Linked DNA regions of Homo sapiens: region 1 is linked to region 2. Evidence: chromatin loops called from intact Hi-C (ENCODE). Cell type or tissue: testis. All regions are shown on one strand. Each heading gives the region's core, and the rest is flanking DNA. Links, peaks and the distances in the headings are about the cores only.

The links. Peaks named below come from ENCODE experiments on the same cell type or tissue, not always from the same donor. Only the 100,000 strongest peaks of a DNase experiment are listed, where the experiment ranks them.
Region 1: a loop joins it to region 2, with 2.0 times the contacts of the local background. A loop is called at or near these places in 43 of 110 quality-filtered maps.

The regions. Positions count from the first base shown.
Region 1 is chr5:154,763,266-154,766,175 of GRCh38, forward strand. All of the region lies in intron 1 of LARP1 (La ribonucleoprotein 1, translational regulator), which reads left to right. Among named protein-coding and RNA genes, the nearest start is that of LARP1, 9.3 kb to the left of the region's middle. In testis, for the core only: no CTCF peak of the experiment used is centred there; no DNase peak of the experiment used is centred there.
Region 2 is chr5:154,810,701-154,813,610 of GRCh38, forward strand. LARP1 (La ribonucleoprotein 1, translational regulator) reads left to right here. Exons shown (of 19, transcript NM_033551.3): 17 at 547-656; 18 at 813-940. Among named protein-coding and RNA genes, the nearest start is that of MIR378H, 17 kb to the right of the region's middle. In testis, for the core only: CTCF peaks have their summits at 1,378 (motif pointing left) and 1,587; a DNase peak (open chromatin) is centred at 1,361; H3K27ac peaks cover 835 bases.

The sequences.
Region 1 (2,910 bases), core at 176-2,675, 47 kb before region 2:
TGGTCGGGTTGGTCTCGAACTCCTGACCTCAGGTGATCTGCCCACTTCGGCCTCCCAAAGTGCTGGGATTACAGATGTTAGCCACCGCGCCTGGCCCAGCAGATGCTCTTTTTATTCCCACTTCACAGATGAGGAAAGTGAGACTCAGGAGACGTTTAGCAACTCTGTCCTTCTAATTGCTCAGACTAAAGACCTTAAGATCATCCTTGCCACCTCTGTTTTTTTTTTTCTGGCTGGTTGCAGTGGCTCACACCTGTAATCCCAGCACTTTGGGAGACCGAGATGGTAGGATCATGTGAGCCCAGGAGTTCAAGGCTGCAAGTGAGCTGTGATTGTGCCACAGTACTCCAGCCTGGGCGACAGAGTGAGACCCTGTCTCTAAAAAGTAAATGTCTTTTTGTGACCCCACATGTAATGTACTAGTACATCCTTTGACAATTAAACACTGTGTCCTGGCCGGGCACAGTGCCTCATGCCTGTAACCCCAGCACTTTGGGTGGGAGGCCAAGGTGGGCAGATTGCTTGAGCCTGGAAGTTTGAGACCAGTCTGGGTAACATAGGGATACCCCATCTCTTACAAAAAAAAAAAAGTACAAAAATTAGTCGAGCATGGTGGTGCGTGCCTGTAATCCCAGCTCCTGGGGAGGCTGAGGTGGGAGGATCACTTGAGCCTTGGGAGGTAAAGGCTGCAGTGAAAGATGAGTGTGTCACTGCACTCCAGCCTGGGCAACAGAGCAGGACTGTCTCAAAAAGAAAAAGCTGCCTGGGTGCGGTGGTTCACGCCTGTAATCCCAGCACTTTGGGAGGCCGAGGCAGGTGGATCACCTGAGGTCAGGAGTTCAAGACCAGCCTGGCCAACACAGTGAAACCCTGCCTCTACTAAACATACAAAAATTAGCTGGGCGTGGTGGCATGCGCCTGTAATCCCCAGCTACTCGGGAGGCTGAGGCAGGAGAATCGCTTGAACCTGGGAGGCAGAGGTTGCAGTGAGCTGAGATTGCACCATTGCACTCCAGCCTGGGTGACAGAGCAAGACTTCATCTCAAAAAAAAAAAAAAAGCTGCATCCAGGTTGGGTGTGGGGGCTTATACCAGTCATCCCAGCACTTTGGGAGGATCACTTGAGCGCAGGAGTTCAAGACCAGCCTGGGCAACATAGTGAGAGACCCCATCTCTTTAAAAAAAAATTAACTGGGTGTGGTGGTGCATTCCTGTGGTCTGAGCTACTCTGGAGGCTGAGGTGGAAGGATTGCTTGAGCCCAGGAGGTCGAGGCTATATTGAGCAAGAGCCACTGCACTCCAGCCTAGGCAATGCAGTGAGACCATGTCTCAAAAAAAAAAAAAAAAAAAAAAAAACTGGCTGGGCGTAGTGGCTCACACCTGTAATCCCAGCACTTTGGGAGGCCGAGGCGGGAGGGTCAGTTGAAGTCAGGAGTTTGAGACCAGCCTAGCCAACATGGTGAAACCCAGTCTCTACCAAAAATACAAAAAGTAGCTGGGCGTCATCGTGCACACCTGTAATCCCAGCTACTTGGGAAGCTGAGGCACAAGAATCGCTTGAACCTGGGAGGCAGAGGTTGCAGTGAGCCGAGATCATGCCACTGCTCTCCAGCCTGGGCAACAGAGCAAGACTCCATCACAAAAAAAAAAAAAAAGAAACAACAAAAAAAACCTATGTCCAGATCTAAATGCTTGTACCGCCTCGTCTCTTGCTGGCCTGGACCATACATCATCATTTCTCATGTAGATTTTTGCAGCAGCCTCTTAACTGGTCTCCTATCACTCCTACTTAAAGCCCTCTGGTAACTTCTTAGCAGAGTAAAATTCAGAGTCCTTAGAGTGTTCTCTAAGACCGCACTTGATCTGGTCTCTGTCCACCTAACCTCTGACCTCATCTTTCATCACTTGCCCCTTCTTCACTCATTCCCTTCCAGCATCAGTCCTCACTTCCTGAAACATGTCATGTACTCTTTGCTTTGGGTCTTATGTTCTGTAGTGCTCTTCCCGCAGATCACTGTGGTGGAAATGCCTTCCCAGACCACCCTATATAGACTAGCAAGTCCTGACCTTGGATTCCCTCTCTCCATCCCTCTTACCCTGCTTCATTTTTCTTCTTAGTTCTCCCCACTGCCCCCCGCCGCCCCAAGGCAGGGTCTGAGTCTGTCATCCAGCCTGCAGTGCAGCAGTGCAATCACGGCTCACTGCAGACTCAACCTCCCAGGCTCAAGTGATCCTTCCACCTCAGCCTCCAGAGTAGTAGCTGAGACTACAGGCACACGTCACCACGCCTGGCCAGTTTTTTAATTTTTTGTAGGAATGGGGTCTCACTATGTTGCCCAGGCTGGTCTTAAACTCCTAGGCTCAAGCAGTCCTCCCACCTCGGTTTCCCAAAGTGCCAGGATTACAAGCATGAGCCACGGCACCTGGCTATTTTTCTTCTTAGCTCTTATCACCACTGGGTCAGGGACTTCGATACCTGATTACGTTTGTATTCCCAGTACCTGCAGCAGTGCCTGGCACAATGTAATAGGCAGCTTGGTGAACATTTAGTGAAAGAATGAATTGCGTATTTTTAATGGCATTCATTCATTACATTTTGAGTGCTTACCATGTGTCAGACATAGGGGATACTGCAGTGCATAATAAAAAGTCTCTGCAAGAAACACATGCACTCAAAATTCAGTATGGAATATGTTGTGTAGGGAATCCCAAAGTATGGAATTCTTTGGCAGTGTAGCAGGGGCACCCAATTCAGTATAGGTCAGAGAAGTCTTCTAGAAATGGGAAGGATGAGTAGCAGTCACCTGAGAAGAAGCCTGGAAAGAGAACTCAGTTTTGGTTGAGGAAAGGCCCTGGTGTTCAGGGAACTGAGTTCCTTGTGGTTTTAGTATGGATGATTAGAAAGTAAGGT
Region 2 (2,910 bases), core at 179-2,678:
GGTCTTGAACTCCGGACCTCAAGTGATCTGCGTGCCTTGGCCTCCCAAAGTGCTTGCATTATAGACATGAGCCACAGCGCCTGGCCGCATGTGTTCCTTGAAGTGAAATTTCTGAGTCAGATAAATGAACAAACCTACTAATTGGCATGGTCAAATGGCTTTGCAGAGTTATACCAGGGATTGGCCAACTTTTTCTAGAAAGAGTCAGTAAATACTTTAGGCTTTGTTGGCCATAAGGTGTTTGTCGTAATTACTCAACTCCGTTCACTCTGTTATTGTAGCAGAAAGCAACCATAGATACTTCATAAAAGAATAGGAGTAAACAAATGTCTGTGGCAGGGGGACAGAGTTCCTTGACTGCAGGAAATCTCTGAACATTTTATGCTGGACCCACTTAGACTAGCATTCTAAAAGCGTGTATGCTGTTTTTTCAATACAGAAATAACATGTAGTTTAAACTGTTTCATAGTTCCTCTGTTATGCAGGCACATTTCCCGTTTTACAGATGAAGAAACTGCCCTGATTTCACTGACTTGTGTTCTACAGATATGGTTTGGAGTGCCTTTTTCGATACTACAGTTATGGCCTGGAAAAGAAGTTCCGGCTGGACATATTCAAGGATTTTCAGGAGGAAACGGTGAAGGACTATGAAGCTGGTAAGAGCCAGAGTTGGATCTGAGTGAGGCCTGGTCATGTAGGCCTCCTCTTCCCCAGTTGGACCTGGGTCTTTCTGTGTATTACACAACACCTCCCTCTCTCCTCTGAGCTTCTTTATCCTCACCAGCTCAGCTTTTCTGTACCTCTCCCTACAGGCCAACTGTATGGGCTGGAGAAGTTCTGGGCCTTCTTGAAATATTCCAAAGCCAAAAATTTGGACATTGACCCCAAACTGCAAGAATACCTCGGCAAATTCCGACGTCTTGAAGACTTCCGAGTAGATGTAAGTGAAACTCTTTCTCTAACTCTGCTTGTCCTGGAAAGAAAACTGGACCAGGAATCAGGATACTTGGATTCTGGTCCAGCTGTGCCCCTAGCCCAGGAACCCCTCTCCCTGCTCCCCACAATTTGGGCTTTGCTTTTTCACCTTTAAAATGGAGAGTGAGTGGCCAATGAAGGCTAGTTGGAGATAGTTGTATGGTTGCTCCTGCTTACCCTTTCTGTGGTACCATCATAATGCTCTTTCTCTCCTATCTCACCATCCTCCTTGCTACTGTGCCCAAGTTAGCCACTACTAGTTGATCAGGATGGGTATCCAAGATACACACATTTGTTCTTTCTGGAAAAAGCCAATTCCAACCCCAGTTTATAAATTAATGCCCAGGTCTCTTATGTTCTTGGAGCAGCGCCTCAACGGTGACATCCAGTGGCAGGGCTGGGTTATTACTGCTGGGTATATCAAGGGAAGTTGGAGTGATTTAATTGATTCAGCAGATACTGATTGGATGTCTCTGTGCTCGGTGCTTTAGAGATAAGGGAAAGAGGCTCAGTTTTTCCTTCTGAGAGTTTATAATGTAGTAGAGATGTCTCTTTGTCTTATTCCCTTCAAACCTTTTAGCAAAAAGGCAAATGCAAGTAAATGACAATTAGACTAGCCCTTAACATTTTGTATTAGTCTCTTCTCACTCTGCTAATAAAGACATACCTGAGACTGGGTAATTTATAAAGGAAAGAGGTTTAATTGACTCACAGTTCTGCATGGCCAGGGAGGCCTCAGGAAACTTAAAATCTTGGCAGAAGGGGAAGCAAATACATCCTTCTTCACATGGTGGCAGCAAGGAGAAGTGCAGAGTGAAGGGAAGTAAAAGCCCCCCCCCCCCACCCCCCCTTTTTTTTTTTGGAGACAGAGTCTTGCTCTGTCACCCAGGCTAGAGTGCAGTGGCACGATCTTGGCTCACTGCAACCTCCGCCTCCCGGGTTTAAGTGATTCTCCTGCATTAGCCTCCTGAGTAGCTGAGATTATAGGTGCGCACCACCACGCCTGGCTAATTTTTGTATTTTTAGTAGAGATGGGGTTTCACCATGTTGGCCAGGCAGGTCTCAAACTCCTGACCTTGTGATCCACCTGCTTGGCCTCCCAAAGTGCTGGGAGTACAGGCATGAGCCACCGCGCCCGGCCCAAAAGCCCCTTATAAGACCGTCAGATCTTGTGAGAACTCACTCACTATCACGAGAACAAGATGGGGGAAACTGCCCCCATGATGCAATTATCTCCACCTGGTCCCTCCCGCGACATGTGGGGATTATGGGAACTACAATTCAAGATCGAGATTTGGGTGGAGACACAGCCAAATCATCACATTTATTATTTTAAAACTGCCATTTATTAAGTGTTTATTATGTGCCAGGTACTTTACATTGACCTTATTTAACCCTTATGTGGTGACGCAGACAGGACTTATTAGGTTAACTGAGGTTCGTGGCCATCCAGTGACATAATGGCAGAGCCACTCAGGTCTCTCAATATAAACACAAATCTGTTTTCTTTTATTCTTAAGCATTTCCACCCTTGAGGAGGAGAAGGGAGGGGAGCAGGGTACAAGTCACAGAGAACCTTTGTGATAAGTAGACCTATTAGGGTGGAACAAGGACTCAGTTTTGGTTCCCAAAATGGGAAGGAAACGTCTGTCTTCGGGGTTATAAGACCTTTGTTAGTGGTAAGGCCAGTCTGGAGCATGGTCTGAGTCTTAGTTCAGGATCCTCTGGACCTTGAAGAGAATGAGGTGATCCCCAGAAGGATCTGGGCCTTCTGAGCTGAGACGTCGCAGCATACTGCATGCCACATTCCACATTTCTGAGCAAGAGATCCCTTCTTGGAAGGGAAGCAGAAATGAGGTTGGATAAAAGCCTGGCCTTTTGGGGCAGGTAGACCTAAATTTTGTCTTTATCGGTTACCAGCTATGAGACCCTGGG